Linked DNA regions of Homo sapiens: region 1 is linked to region 2. A link is a loop called in an ENCODE intact Hi-C map of the cell type or tissue named here. Cell type or tissue: endothelial cell of umbilical vein. All regions are shown on one strand. Links, peaks and the distances in the headings refer to the core of each region. The heading gives the core; the rest is flanking DNA.

What was found. A loop is a pair of places that touch in the nucleus more often than their neighbours do. Peaks named below come from ENCODE experiments on the same cell type or tissue, not always from the same donor. Only the 100,000 strongest peaks of a DNase experiment are listed, where the experiment ranks them.
Region 1: it touches region 2 in a loop (2.9-fold over the local background); 4 of 110 quality-filtered maps call a loop at or near these places.

The regions. Positions count from the first base shown.
Region 1 is chr6:79,462,633-79,470,977 of GRCh38, reverse strand. The region is part of intron 5 of LOC100506851 (a long non-coding RNA gene); the gene reads right to left. Among named protein-coding and RNA genes, the nearest start is that of LCA5, 71 kb to the left of the region's middle. RefSeq lists an enhancer at 6,912-7,206. In endothelial cell of umbilical vein, for the core only: a CTCF peak has its summit at 4,548 (motif pointing right); a DNase peak (open chromatin) is centred at 4,587.
Region 2 is chr6:79,374,411-79,382,755 of GRCh38, reverse strand. No RefSeq gene overlaps it. Among named protein-coding and RNA genes, the nearest start is that of LCAL1, 65 kb to the right of the region's middle. In endothelial cell of umbilical vein, for the core only: no CTCF peak of the experiment used is centred there; DNase peaks (open chromatin) are centred at 4,685, 5,535 and 5,645; H3K27ac peaks cover 1,950 bases.

The DNA.
Region 1 (8,345 bases), core at 16-8,015, 88 kb before region 2:
TTGTTTTTTTCTGTCTATTGATTTGAATGTTATTAATCATAGTACTTTTATATTACCTCATCATTAAACACTTGTTCACTCAGTTATTTATTTCCTAAATTTTTCTCTCTGTGTCAAGAATAACCCAAATCTGTTGACCCTCTCAGTGGAAGATATAAAAATTATCCTATTTTCTTCATTCCCCCTTTCCCATTTGCTGGTTTTTGTTCAAATGTTATAGGAATGTAAATTCATATTGTTATTATTATTACTTTACATTCCCTTTCAAGACTTTTACTTGATATGCATACTAAATTTAATAACTGTATTAACAGTTACTTAGACTTTAACTCTGTTGGTTTTACTGCTTACTGGTTTTTTTTCTGTATCTGTCTTCACTTAGTAAATTCCAATCTTTTGTTTTTGATGTTTCAAATGTTTTCTTAGTTATATTGACACTGTACTTTTTCCCTCATAATTAAATAAATTAGTATTTCCCAAATAATGACTGTCATTCTGAAATAAATTTAGGAAACACTTGGGCAAACAAAATTAAGCATACTTCTTTATTGCAAGCTTCTCAGAGTCCGTGTTATGCAACTATGGGTTATAAATCTTAGGGACATGCACTTTTCCCAAATTTGATACCATGCCAATTCTCTTGGTATTAAGTGTTACAGATAACTTTAATTCGGATTTTTTCTCCTTAGTAGATTCTTTGTTTACCTAGATTTTATTTCTTTATTACTGACATGAAAATATCAACAGAACTTGTTTAGTGTAGGTCTCTTTTGTTTTTCCTAGTACTCTGTGCATCAGACAGCATAGTACCTAAGGCAGAAACCTCTAGATACTTTAAACAGAAAGGATTTAATACAAGGAGTGAGGTGCTTATGAAATTGGAAGAACTGGAGGAGCAGGCTCTACATTGGGCTTCTGGGTGTGATTCATAGAACACTGGCTGACCACCTACAGGGGAATCACTTTTCTACTACAATCAGGAGGCCACCTGACTTCAAGAATGCATCATCCAGCTACAACTCAGACAATAAAAGACCAGAATTAGAAAGCCAACATCACCACAGTCGCTGGACACCGGAGTCCAGAGTTTGGCTCCTGCTGCCCCTGAAGCAGCTGCAAACTGTATTTGCCGGTCCCCACAGTCTTGGTTGCCAGCAGAAAAATGCCCCAAATGGGAGGAAGATAGTTTCCAGGACCCTACATTCCAGCAATGTCGTTTTTAGCTTTCCAATTTTTGATGCTCATAAAAGTATGTTTTCCTGATTAATACAACCTTAAGCTACTGGGATTAAATAGACTAATGGAGGCCAAATGACACTTCTTAACTTCTGGGTTTCCTATCTCTGAGAATTCAGTATGTTCAATCCTTTAGTCATGAATCATCACCTTTTCCCTTTCCAGGAATTTTCCACAAGGATGGTGACAACAGGTCACAGTAGGCAGAAGAAACTAGGGCTGAAGTTTCTCTAACACCATTGATTGCCCCTGTAATGAGTAAGACTCTAGAAATATTTTTCAGGATTTAGTTTCTTTCTCTTTATCAGAAGACCGAGTAAGCTATTGTTGCCATGAATACTCTGGACCAATGCTCATTTAGGTACACAGCCCCATTGACTATTATTTCCTTGTCCTATCTCACAAGACCTTCAAAACTTTCCCAGGGCTCCTGCTTTTCTGGACACCAAAATGCTGCTTAAATCTAGTAAAATAAAACTAAAATTTATGAGAATAACTGCTCCATTGTTCACAGGAAACATCCTGAATGACTCCATAGTTTAATAACTGCAGTCACCTTGACAGAGGGTTTTCATACAGATGACTTTCCTTTATCAATGTAGTACCCTTCAAGACCTGTCTCCCAGCAACACCCTCCCCCATCCTGACACGTAGCAGAACCCTGTTATCCTGGCCAGTTTTCATAAACACCCAAAAGATTCTGTGGGTATGTACTCTGAACATCCCATGGGAGACACTAAAAGATGTACATTTACTCCTTTTCGTCAACCTAAAAATCACAACAAAATTCTGTCCTTTCCAGCCTAAAATTTTTACGAAGACAGTGACCATTTTAAGATATCTCCCGAAAGACCTTAGAGAGGAGAGTCTAAGGGGAAGTACTTCTGCTCTCCTCCCTTGAGTGTTTGTTATTTTATTGGATTGCCTCATTGACACATGACCCAAAGTAAAGTGTGTAAGTGACGAAAAGCGAAGAGCATTGGCTTAAAGGGTGGAAACAGGGTTGTTCGCTAGCAGTGTCCTCAGGTCCAGTTATTTAACTCCTCTGTTAGTTTTGCTAGCAGCCAATTGGGGATTTTAATAACTTGCCCTGCCTAACCACGTGGAATTCTGTCCGTGCCATTTTTGTCTGTGTCCAAGTACTGATGACCATATAGTACAGTATAATAAAAATAGCTAACAGGACAAGTGGAGCTGGGTTGTGGCAGTGATAAGCCTCAGTTTTTGTGGGCATCAGCAGGAACACAACAGCCCCTTCCTCAGACTCAGGGCTGTGGCTGATGACCAGGGTACTGAAGGCAGCTTCTCCAACACTCACTTGTACCTAGGCTGTGTCTGTTGCCCAGGCTAGAAACGTTCTTGCTTATTCATCCAGAAGCACCTATGAGCAGCAAACTTCATCTAGAGCCACTGTTCTTGAGCAGGGCCTTGGTTCCAGAAGGGAATTCTGAAAATGCTGAGAGAATGCTGCACATATCTCTTCCATTACACACTGGAGACAGGGCAGTCAGACCTAAGGAATCCTATGGTTCCTGCCCAGCCAGCCACTGTGCCATGCTATGGTGGTGATAAACTCCCTACAAGCACGTCTTTGGCTCCTCCTTTAAATTAGCCTCTTAGCTAAAAATAATAAATTATAGGAGGAGGGGTTTTGTGTTACCTCCTGCCCTGGAGATTTAAAGGAATCTTTGCTCTCTGGGATTTCTCTTTTAAGAGCCATTGGAAGGAAAACCTAAACGAACATTTAAAGTCCCTTTGAACTGTAGCCTGTGAAGTTCCAAATACACCCTAGGAGGCCTGTGAGTCGATGTGATGTGGTGATAACAGTCAGCTGCTTCCAGCAGCTCCTGCTGTCCTTCTGCTCTGATGACACAACTTGTAGCTTTGGTCTCATTTTGAGGAACCTGCTAAAGATGGCTCTATTTGCTTTAATTCTCAGATTACTTCAGACTAATGTGTCACATCTAATTAAGATGGTGCAGTGCTGTCCCCTTGCTCTACTTACCACAGCTTCTCTGCTGAAATGTGCCATTTAACCTGGATTGTCCCAAAAGCTGGGGAACAGCTTGCTGACTGTGGTTGATGCCACGGTATCATCTTAGCAGATTTTTTTATTTCCATTAACATTTAACCTAGTATATCTTCAAGTGTTTTAATATTCCAATCAATAAGTAGAAAAATAGATATTGGAAAATTAATTTTCCCACATAATATGACTCATGCTCCACAAGATTTTTTTTGTCTTGCTCTGCTATTATAGTAGCTGCTCTGCCAACCCCATGAGTTATTGTGAGGCTCAGGTGAAGTGATATATGTATAGTAATATGTCAGGGTAAGTTGTCCAATATTTCAGGGTAAGTTTTCTACAGGTGTACATGCTAAGTGCTGACCTACTCTGTGATCTTTGTTATCTGATAAAGCTGGACCTGAACTCTGGAGGAAAAGTTTTAAAAATGTAAACAGTGCTCTATACGTGTAGTTTTGGTAACAATAAATGAAGTGTTTTCATTCCCAACCATCTCATTATGACAGTAACTCTGCTGCAGCCATTAATATCTGGAGTTAATAATCTTCTGTACTCACTGACTTTTTAATGTCTGTAAGGCAGATAGTAATCGCCAAGACTTGCTCTGCTCCTAATTGGCAATAGCAATATATGGTTTTGCCCAATATTTCTTGTGACATTATCAAGCTATTTGTGAATGGATCTGTGTGTGTTTGAAAAATGGACAGAAGCAAAACCATAAACCACAAAATTAGATGGACAAATAAAAATCCATAAATGTTTCATATCACTTTTTCTTTTCATGCTCATAGGTTTCAGCCAGGCTACACTGCCTGCCCTCTTCTAATTCAGCTAATTTGTCTATCTTTCCCGTTACACAGGTTTTCAGCGATTGCCCTGGGCAAAAGCTGACTTTCTCAGCATTTAATTCTGCAGATATTTTCTTCAGTGTAGCACGTTTTCCCAAGATACCTACTTGGATCTGTTCTGGGGTTCCAATCTCTCCAAATCCTAGGATGTCTAATCCTCTACTTGGAAATTATCCCCTTTTCCCTTTCTAGGAACTTTCCATAAGGATGGTAACAACAGTTCACAAGGGGCAAAAGCAACTAGGACCGAAGTGGCTCTGCCAGCCAGTCCAGCATTGGTGTAGACAGCTACTTGCGATACTTATGACGAGGGCTGGCCTGCATTCTTTTTGTAATTTTTAATCTGTATTATTATAAGTTACAATTAAGTAGCATTTTCGTGGAATAAGTGCTGAATTAAACCTAGATATTGAATGTACCTCACATAGATTTCCTTTAGAGGGCACTATTGATTCTCTGAAACCATGGAAACCTTTCTTCATGTTTTCTTGGTAAAATTGGCCAATTTTGAAATCTTATTGGGTTTCAAATCTACTCCATATAGTACAAAGTACTATACTCGTTACCAATTCCATACTTTGAAGATTGTCCATGTACAGAATAAGAAGTTACACCAGAATGTTGTTTGTTATGACAAGTCATCAACACAATACATATAATTCTATATTTGAAAACCTCAACTGGTTTATTTGCTTTTGAAATAAACCAGTTCAAATGGGAATTTCCTTTTGTAACTTGATGCAAAATTTAAATTAAACAATTCAGTCTTTTTTGTTTAGAAAGACAAATTACTTCTTTGGAAACTAATGTTTCATTCTAGAAATGGGTAATTATTTACATATATTTAGAAGAAACCATATTTATGGTATTTTCATTCAGACATTCATTAACATCTGAAGATACTCTACTAAAATTTTGTGGTCACATTTGTTGTGTTTTTTAGACTCTGCCAGTTTGTTGAATTTTGATAAATGCTGAAGGAGAATGCTTTTTTTTCTTCATTATTTAAAGTTAAGAGAATAGAACTTTGTAAATTGTCTCACTGGCAGCCTTTATCTAATTTCAAAATAATGGGAACCTAAAATACTCCAAAGCTCAGAAACATAATTTTGTGACATAAATACATTCATACCACCATCTACCAATGTTTACTTAGCTTTCATATAATAAGGTACTGTTCCAACATGTATGCCAATATCCTAGGTTAGTGGAAAGCAGTTATCTCATGTTTTATAAACAAACAGATTAACAGAAAGGTCATGCACATTCCAAAGAGAAGAAAATAGGTTTCCATAGTTTAATGAATTACATACAAATTCCTTGAACCAGCCTTTTAAACTCTTCACAGAATGGCCCCAGTTTACCTTCCTAACCTCGGCTTCCTCTACCAATAACCTAAGCTCCCAGCAAATGGCACCACCCACTATTATTCGGACATTTGTGCTTTTCGGTATTCCTCTCTTGACTCATCCAGTCTTTTGCCGAGAGTGCTTTTGCCTCCCCAAATGCAAATTGTAAAGGTCCCATCCATTCTTCAAGCAGCATTTTAACTGAGTCCTCTCCAGAAGCTCCCCATCTTGTGAATTTCCATGGCTGGTTGAGTATAATTTCTGAGTTTATCAATTTTGTTTTGTATTTAAGTGGGTTGGATGCTTGTTTCCTCCCTCTTTCTAGATTGCAAATTTTTTAGAAATCATTTTGGGATCGGTATCAATTCTAGCGCCCAGCATATGGTAAGGGCTCAATACATATTTTTTCAAATGAACTGGGTTAAACCAAGACATTTTTGCCATTTGTCAAATGAGGCACATTGAAAGCAGAACTTGGATAGTGTGGGATCTGAGGAATAAGGATAAATACCAGAGACATTAAAAGTGAAGGGAAAGGCCTTGGAGACTTATTAAATGTGGAAAGCAAACACTCTTACGCTCTCTCTCTTATTTTATTTTAAATCACTGCACTTATATAACACAATTTGTAGCCTAGAATGAGGCTCTATGTGGGAAAGAACTTTAATTCACCACCATATCCTCAGCACATAGTCATTGGTGCAAGACAGATTTTAGGTGCCCAGTGATATTTGATGAGTGAATGAATTAATTGATTAAAATGCAAAGCTGTCCAGCAAGAAGGACAGAATTATTACAAACAGATTAGAAACCAAAGGAGAAGGGATAACTTTGGAGAGTATGGTGACTTCAGTTTTTTTAGAGATGCATAGATGAGCATCCAAGTAGAGAACACAGAGGAAGTAACTGAAAATTGGCATTGGAATTTCATTCAAGAGTCAGACTCAAATATGTAGTTTTGGGACTTACAAATTAGCTATAATTGCTGAAGCCATAATATTGGATGGGATTATGAAGAGGAAAATGTAGGGAGGTCTGTCCAAGCTATATCATTGGGGAGTGCTTCTGTGTAGGTACAGGGCTGAAAGCCCAATAATGAGGCCTGCTTGTAAAAGTCAGGGAAAAAGCAAGCATATTTTATGTCCTTTTCTTGACTAACCACTCTACTATATATGATATTATTGAATTTCTTTTTTTCCTTGGTTTTGCCATTTTGTACTGGTCCTTATTTTCCATACTAAATGTTATAGATTTTTTATTTCCTAAAACATATCAGTATTTGATAGACTTAGATATGGACTAAAACAAGTAAAATATGGCATATGAAGGATTAATATAAAGACCAGAAGCTGAAAAACAGATTGTTGTAGCTGTATGGGTCCTGCTTTGGATTCAAATAATTAATAGAATAAACTCAGATTGGATCAGATGGTTCTTAATAGTTGCTTATGCAGAAACTTCCTGAAAGAGTTTTAGTTAACTTTAAGTTGATATGAATGACAGCTTTTGCTACGCAGAGATCAAAGGAACAAAGAGGTTTACTGGCTTCTATCTGGCCAAAGAACACTTGGAATGCAGGGTCTACTGTGGATGACTCATTTTAGAGGGATGCAAACAACTCCCGGGCCTCCAGGTAAGTATGGTGGGGCCATGGGAGGAGTCAGGAAACCATAAAGAAAGACTGAATAAACTGTCGCCCTGAAGAAAAAAAGATTTAGGAAGAACTGGGAGTTGTCTTTAAATAGTTGAAGCAGTCATGTATAAAGAATTGAATTTATTCCCCACTGCTCCAGAGGGCAGACATAGGATCAGCTAGTGGAAATTACAGGGAGGCAGACACAAGTTAAGAAAAAACTCCCAAATATTTGGATCAATCGGTATATGGAATGAGTTATCTGGTGAGTTAATGAGCAACTGAATTAAGTGATCTCAAAGTTTCTTTGTCTCTAAGAATTAATGATTTATGATCTTCCAAACCATGCCTAATTTATGTAAAGAGAACCACTATTAACCTAGTATGAACATCCTTTCAGTGTTTTCTGTGCATATTGACATATATTATTTATTCATAGAATACATACTTTTTCTTAATCAAATAAGGAGTATTCTGTGCATACTACATTATAATCTTATTTTTTCACTTAACATATAGTAAACATTTTTCTATATCATTAAATATTTTACATCCTGACTTTTATGGGCCACATTGTATGGATGCTCCATCATTATGCAACCAGCCTCCTATTTTGGGGCACTTACATTATCTTTAATTTTTTAAGGATTACAAATAACCTATTTAATAAACCTTCATAATTTCTCTTCAGCAAAAATAGACTCATCTATAAGAACAGGTTTCATGAATACATCAAACAAACCAAAACTCAAACCAAATAAGTGAACTAACTCACTCTTGACATTTTAAAAGCATTTAATTTTCCTAATAATTTCCTTAGCCTGAAAACATTTTGAGGCAGGAATTTTGGCTTTTAAAAGTTCTATGCAGCAGGAAACATATTATTCATTATATGTGTTGGGTTTTTTTTTTTTTTTTTGCAGTTACAAAATTGTCCCCTTCATGTTAAGATTACCTCAAGGTGCAAGTATAAAACATAAAACATCTAATTAAATATATAAAGCAGAACACTTGTCTGGCAGCATGATCAATGTTAATGACAATATGAATGTATAATAATGATTTTTGAAAATGTAGGAGAAAACCCTGGGTTAGTTTTTAGTATATAGGATATGAACTATTTTAAATTACAGTTCAGCATAATAAGTAAGAGTACCACACATGACCATACTAGACACAAATTGCATTATTTTAAAATAATGCCATTTATGTTCCCTATTTATTTCATTCCACAATTCTGAGATAAGTGCACT
Region 2 (8,345 bases), core at 49-8,048:
GAGTTGGTTGCTTATTGCCTCCTAGGTTCTGATGGAGTGTGGGACTTTCTACCCCATTCACCCCAAAGCAGGGCTGCAGGTGATAAAGCCACTTTTCTGCAATCTAGAATTGGTTTCTCAGCAACTGGGTATCCCACAATTCATGTGTCAGTCATCCAGCCACTTTCATTTCAGTGCCATCCTTTGTGATGTGTGGGACAAGGGCTGTGGGGACTGGAACCTTGGGCTTATTCTTCTTTTTGTTATCTATGTAGGTAATAAAGAGTCTAAATCTAAGTGGCTCATTGAATCTTTACCAGCAGCATTATCAGCTTTTGGCCTTTGGCCCTGTCTTATATGTTTCAACTTGACACCCATCATAGTTCCCAAGGTTTCTGAAGGATTGGCTGAGACCTCAGGAACAACTGCATTGCAGGCCAGTTTTTCTCTATGCCCAATGTACCTTCCTCTCTTCCCTACACATGTTTCTCCCAAGAACATTTCCCAATGAGCCTGCACACAACTCTCTTAGTGTCTGTTTCCAAACCTAAGGTAATTGGTCCTGGCAGTGGCCCTAGAAAGTAGACTGTAAAATAGGAATTTAAAGATGGATTATTCACACATCAGCTGGCAAGCAGGACCTCATCACTTGTGGTAGACAGAACTCTGACATGCTGTAAAGGTGCAGTTGTTAGAATTTTCACCAATGGTGAACTGAGATGGGTGCTCATAGAAAATATGTATTGGATGAAGCAACATTGCTGGTGCTTGAGAGATAAGGATGAAATTGTAACTAAAAGACTGGCATTGGGTGGCTGTTGCTAACTGCTATTGATTTGTCAAAGATAGTTCATGACAGGATCAGTGTGATTAATCATCAATTCAAAGCAAATTATGAAAACCAGAGGGCCTCCTTAATAAACCCTAATCTCCTATATCTAGAGAGCAAATCTAGAGGAAGACTAAAGCCAGGAATGAATTAGATTAGCAAAGTTTCAGAGCAAGTTGAAATCTTAGCCTCAGCAAATCTCCCATGCCAAAGCCAAGGCCCTAATGAGGCAGGACTGCCACCCTGAAATCTGGGGCTATCTGGGTAAATGCATTTGAGATCTTGAAATGCCAGACTACTCTGGACCCACTGGGCTTGCAGAAGTGGTTCCTTTTTGGAAGATAGTGATACTCCTTCCCATGCCTTGGGAAATAAACCTTACAAAGTTTCAAGGGCCTGTCAGGGAAGTTTTAGGAGTGTAGTGATCTGGGCCATGCCAGAATATCTACTCCAAAGTAAAGAAAAAGTTATTGCATCTTTTCCTTCCTATGATCAAGAAAGATACACAGCTCTTGGCAGTCTTCATCAGTTCTGGGGGCAACATATTTAGAACTTAAGAATACTGTCTTGACCTAATTACCAAGTGACATGAAAGGCTACTGGCTCCAAATGGGGCCCAAAGCAAGCCAACCCAAGACACAGCCCTGCTGCTTCAGCCATGTAATTTGGCAGACCTTTAGGTACTATAAGTATCTGCAGTGGGAAAAGATGCCAAATGAAGTTTACAGTAATCCCTGTTCATAGGTCTGGTAGGCTCAGTAGCATCACTGTTGGATGAAAGTGGTACATCTGTAATTGGGCACTAGCGGGGCACAGGACATTAGTAAGCTGCACAAACGGAGACTATGACATTCACCATGGTGGTCCTGACACCTCTGCAGCAGCCCACACCTATGCCTGCAAGAGGAATCTTGAAAAATGCTTATAACTGAGTGTGTTATGGGCTGAGTTGTGCCCCAATCCCCCATTCATATGTTGAAATCCTAACCCTTAGTACCTCGGAATGTGACTGTATTTGTAGATAGGGTCTTTAAAGATGTAATTAGGTCTAAACGAGGTCATTGAGGTGGACCCTAATTCAGTATGACCTGTGTCCTTATAAGAAGAGGGGGTTAGGACACAGACATAGACAGAGGGACGATCATGTGAAGACACAGCAAGAACACAGACATCTGCAAAGCAGACATCTACAAATTTATTTGTTAACACATATGTAAACATACGAGGAAAGAGGCCTCAGAGGAAACCAAACCTGCCAGCACCTTGACCTTGGACTTCTAGCCTCCAGAATTATGAGAAAATAAATTACTGTTTTTTTAGCCACACAGTCTGCAGTATTTTGTTACAGCAGCCCTGGCAACTAGTACAGAGTGAAAAGGAGAATAATATCGCAGTAGCTGGAACAGAATACAAGAGTCAGAATATTTTTCTCAAATTTTATGGACAAGTTTTAAGCATATTTCTTTGCTGAAAGAAGAGTAGAGCAGGCCTAGACTCCAAGGCCAGGGTGGGTTTTTAAATAGTTATCTCAGGGCTTCATCTCATATGTGTCTGTTTCTTGATTTGGCAAGAAATTGATCATATGAATTTGACTATGGCAATGCAGTTGTAACTGCCTGATGGGTTCTTCCTGTCTACTGTACATAAAATCAACTCACTGAGACCATGGCATTAAGTAAAGAAAGAGTTTAATTGATGTGAGGTGGGAGACTGAGTTATTACTCAAATCAATTTCCTCAAAGGCTTGGAGGTTAGGGGTTTTTCAAAGATAATTTGGTGGGCAGGGGGATAGGGTAGGGGGCATGCTGATTGGTTGGGTCAGAGGTGAAATCATAGGGAATCGAAGTTGTCCACTTGTGCTGAGTCAGTTCTTGGGTGGGGGCCACAGTACCGGGTGGCAGGTCCTGGTGGAGCCATCGTTTGTCAGAAATGCAAAAACCTGAAAAGGTGTCTGAAAGACCAATCTTAGGTTCTGTGATAGTAATGTTATCTCCAAGAGTTTAACTGGGAAAGTTGCAAATCTTATGACCTCCAGAATAATGGCTGGTAATTATTCAGAATTCAAGCCCCTCTCATCCTCCTAACTTGGTGGCCTTTCATTAGTTTTACAAGAACAGCTTAGTTTTGGGGAAGGGTGATTATTATTTAAACTATAAACTAAATTTCTCCCAAAGTTAGCTTGGCGCACGCCCAAGAATAAGCAGACAGCCAACCTGTGAGGCTGGAGGCGAGATAGAGTCAGCCATGTCAGATTTCTCTTACTGTCATAATTTTGCAAAGGCTGTTTCACAGTAAGCATTTGTTCATCGAGAGAAAGTGGCTTTTTTAATCTTGAAAAATTCGTCCAATCAATGGGCGGATTCACCCTTGAATTGGTAGATAGGACTTAATGGCCTAAGGTAAAGAAAAATTTTCATAACCAAACTCATTTAATGAGAGTGTGTTAGCCAGGCGTGGTGGCTCATGCCTGTAATCCCAGCACTTTGAAAGGCCGAGGCGGGCGGATCACATGGTGAAACCCTGTCTCTACTAAAAACACAAAAATCAGCTGGACCTGGTGGCACATGCCTGTAGTTCCAGTTAATCGGGAGGCTGAGGCAGGAGAATCACTTGAACCCGGGAGGCGGAGGTTGCAGTGAGTTGAGATCGCACCACTGCACTCCAGCCTGAGCGACAGAGGAAGATTCCATCTCAAAAAAAAAAAAAAAAAGAGTAAATGTGTTAATTAAACATTTTCATCATATTTACGATCCACTGAAATTTTTCAGGTTCCCAATTCATTTTGTGTTGAGTAAGCAAAATCATTTTTACTTTAATATTTAATCAACATTATTTTAACTTTAATTTTCTTTGAGTTAAGTAGATTCTACCATGCAGCAGCATATGGCTTATTTTCATAAATGGGCCACATTAGAATCCACTCTCAATCTAGCTCAGTTCAGATCTACAGTCAAAAAAATTACTTTCAAGATAAGCATTAAAATATGTTTAGATATTAGGATTTCCCAGAAGTTCAGAGATTTTCACTGTGGCTTCTATACATTCTAAGCTTCAAATTATATTATACTACCTTGTTTCATTTTGGTTTTGTTTTCTGTTTGTTTTGCTTTTAAATTATGCAAAGCGTGACACATACATTTTGAATACATTCAGCACAAGAACCCACACTTCTAATGCCCTATATATATTCTATTCACATGAAGAATTTTGAGTATTTTTAATTTTTATTTTAATACATATGTAAAGAGGAAAATAATTTATATTCATTTAATGCAAAACAAAATACCCTACACTATGGTGTTATGTACTATGGTCACTTTCAAAACCAAGCAAAAACAAATTTACTCAGCATAAACTTAGTTATACAACATAAATGTCAGTTCAACTCTGTACATCAGTGAGGCCTGAGAAATAATATAAATTAGAAAGTTTTTAAGCTGTTGTGTTTATTACATTCTCCATTGTGGAATGGGTAGAGAGAAAGGAAAGTAAGCTGAAAATGCTAAGTATTTTAATTGATGTTTATTGTTCACATATATTTTATGTCACAAAGTATTTTAAAGTTTATTAAACAAGCTGTAGGAGTGGAGGATAAATGCTTTCTGCTTTACAGGGAGGGTTTTCTGATATAGGAACCCACAAATAACTGATGGGCAGTTGAACATACTCAAGATCTGTTTTTACAGCCTGTCAGGAGTTTCAGATTCATATCTTCAGTAGTTTCCTCGTATTCTGATTTGAATTGGGTTTGACTAGAAGTCAGGAAGTAGGAAAGATATCTTACAGAAAGGTCTCTCTTCACAACCATAAATATTGTCCAAGGGAAGCTGGGACAAAATTGTATTTCTCTGCTATTGCTACAATTTACAATTTTATTCCCTGACCCTTTCCCCTCCCCCAAAACACACACACTTGAATCATTTACTTTAGTATGCAGGAGACTGTGTCAGCCTCCAGGCCACCCCTGACCTCTTACCCTAATGTCCTCACTCTTTTCCTCCACTGCAATCAAGGAAACCACTTCCTCAGAGTTTTTGCTTAATTCTTTAATTCCAAGTCCTTTTTTGTTTTTTCTTTTCATTGTTGGTATTCCCTCTATGAATTGTCTGTCACTTTGTGTCTCAAAACTCTCTCAAGTCTGAGCTCACCTCCAACCTTAAGTTTCCTGAAGCACAAAGAGAGCAGCCTTCACACTTGTTCAATGTGGAGCAACAAAGTAAACTCCATCCTACAAGAGAAAGGCTCAAGATACAGTCTTAACTGTCTCTCTTTTAGTTATGTGACTCTAGGCAAGTCACTCAACCTCTGGGGAACTTGGTCAGCCAACAGTAATTTTACAAAAACGTTTACAATTTGCAATTTATAACTTTTATATTTTTATAATTATTGTAATGAACGTACAATAATTTTACAATCACTGCTATTTCTAATATTTGTTAATGCATAACAAATTTTTGACACTTTTCTCAAAAATTCTAATTTCCCTTGGCTTTGATATTTCCCCCAGTGGATTTTTGTGTTCTTTGAGTTGCAAGAACTATGACTAATTTTCTTTGAATGATTAATACCTCCTGTCTGGCAATTGCTTTATATTCCAGTAATATTTGCTGAATGAGAAAATGAACAAATTAAATAAAAGTAAATAATGTGTGTAGCAAAAATGTTCCAACATTAAACATGCTATACAAATGTGAGCTGTTATTTTTTCAGTCGTTCATTAAACTAACAATTCTGGAGTGCTTGCCCTGTGTCAGGCACTGTGCTGGGCAGACAGGAGAAATCTCTTGTCCATAGCAGCAGTACTTAACATGGCAGAGTTTATTACTGAGTACTCACAGAAGAGCTACTGTAACTGGATAGTGAAGCATGACTGGAGAGTAAAACATCTGAATAGTAAGAAAGAATAAAACTTTGACTTTATGAGAGCGCTGATGATTAGTAATGCAAACAACATTCTAAGTCTAATATTTAATTAATAAGAACATTTTACCCGAACGTGTCGCTCTCCTTTTCCTGTCTTTTTTTTTTTTACTTTGCAGTGGATAAGTTCACATTTTAATATTTTATTTTCTTTAAGGAATCAGATCAAATCAAAATACATACCAAATATGTATTGAGCCCTTAATTTGTGCATATCATCACTTTTTTAAAATAAGAGAAGAATTTAGCCTTTTGAAACTTCTTCAGTGATAGTCAGTGGGCAAATAGTTCTTTCTATGAAAAATATTGACACTAAAAAATACTGAAAAGGGCTAGTTACAGAATTTAATTCCTCAAAATGTATTAAAATTGTACTAAATACTGGGCCCGTTTCTGAAGGCCATACCAAACTGATTTACATATCACTGCTGCCTTCAAGGAGCTTAACTTTAGTAAAAGAGGTAAGACATGCATTCAAATATCCAGACATAATTGTGGAAAACATATATCATAAGGAAGGAGTTAATTTATGCACTGTCAAATATTCAGAGAGAAATTGCCGTTATTGTAAATGGATCATAATGACAGCCTCACAAGGTGTTAAAATTGCCTATAGAGCCTTGAAATAATTAACAAAGTGTCTCCAGTGGAAAATCAGTCATTTCCTAGTTATTACCCAAGTCTTTACTACTCTGATTGCATGCATAATCTCAGAGGCTTTTGTGTAGTAACAGTAATTCATCTTCTACTTTATGTAGTCTTTTCAGGAACCATTGTTTGTATCTCTAAATACAGTCCACACAGACTCAGCTTTTCAATGCAATATTAATGTGGCATGTGCATAGAAATGTTCTCATTTACCTGTCTTTGCTGCTCTTATTCTAGTACTTTAAAAGCAGTTTGCAGCCGAGACATTTGTTCCTCTTATCGTGTGAGATGGGCTTATAGCTCACATACAGTGGAGGCATAATAGCTAAACAGTTATTATTTTAGCCTGGAGGATCATAGATCTGCCCCCTGGGATTTATGTAGTAGTTTCAAAGCCCAAGCTAAGTGAAATGTGTATTGTCAGACTTGCTTTACTATTCTTTCAAATGAAAGTTTAATCAACTTGACATTTACAGTAAGGAGTGTCTTGGTGACAGCATTTATGCAGCATACAGCAATCTCTATCCAAAAGTAAATATGAAAATATGGAATGAAGAAGGGAGGTTTGAGTGTCTAATTAAGACTCCAAGTCTAAAAACAGTTTTTCAAGGGCTGAGATATAGCTGAAGCCGTATCATGATTTAGAGGCCATTCTTTTTCCTCCACAGAGTTTTCAGGTTTTATGAGGGGGAAAAAAAAAGGATAAAGAGGTCAAATAAGTTTGGGAAACACCTCTGTCAAACATAGACAAAAATTATTAAGAACTTCTGAGAATATTTAGTAGGCTAATGCATAATTTTAATTTCCTTAAAAGAGATACGTTGTGCACTTTCCAGAACTTTTATGATTACAGAAACTTTTTTCTTTTCAGGAAACAGCTTTTGAGACAAATGTTCCACGGAAGGTGTTTTAATGCCAAAGAATTTTGCTTCTTCCCTGGGGGTTGTTTTACCTTGTCATTTTCACAATGAAGACTATTTTTCTTTATTTCTCTTCTCTATTTTCCTCTTAGAGCTTCTTGAAGTTTCTTTAAAACTTTATTTTAAAAAGCGTCTATTTCAGAAGTTAACAGGTAAAATTCAAGTAAATTCCTATTTTATAGAATTTTTATATGCCAACATAGATCTGTTAAATAGGTTTCTATGATTTTGGTTATACTGTGGTTATGAGACTTGATTTATCATTCAATACACTTGTCTTGTAGCATTGTAGTTAACATTTTCTGTGTTATTCCTCCCCCTTAGGACGTGAGCTACTCTAGGAAAAAAATAATATGACTTATTCTTTTAACCCCAGGGCTGAGATCCATAATACGAATGAAAGAGAATTTTCTTTTTTATTCTCTTCTGCTATGTATTGCCTTTTTAAGGTGGACATTTAACTGGACATTCAAACTTGTTTATGACAATGTCTCTTCACACTCATTTACAAGATATTGTCCTTTCTTTTACTTAAGATATAAGCTCTTTCTAAAATTCTAATTCTATTACACCAAATATATATTTTATATAAAATAAAATGGCAATAATATCTACCTGCATTTGGTGATGATGTTTATCTTCCATATAAACAGACAGAATTTCTTTATCAGTGTATTACTATAACACAGTTAAATGCCTTAGTAGAATTTTTAAAAAGTCACCTGTACCTGACTGACTGCAAGTTGTTTCCATGCAGAACTTTGCCAATGACAATACCCTGTTTCATTGAGTAGTTTTCTAAATTTGAGGTATATCTTGTCAGAAACCAGCGGAGAAAAAAAAATATAATTATTCCAAGCTTTCAAGACACAGTTGACTCTTTTACAACCTCCCCTTACCTCCCAAATAATTGTCTAAATGAAAGGAATAAAAACAGTAGGGTGGTTTTGTTTTGTTTTGTTTTGCTTTGAGATGCTTGAGTTAATCACTCAAGGGAGAAAAGAAAGTAAATGATATAGTATAACTCCATTGACAAAGGGACAAAGTAT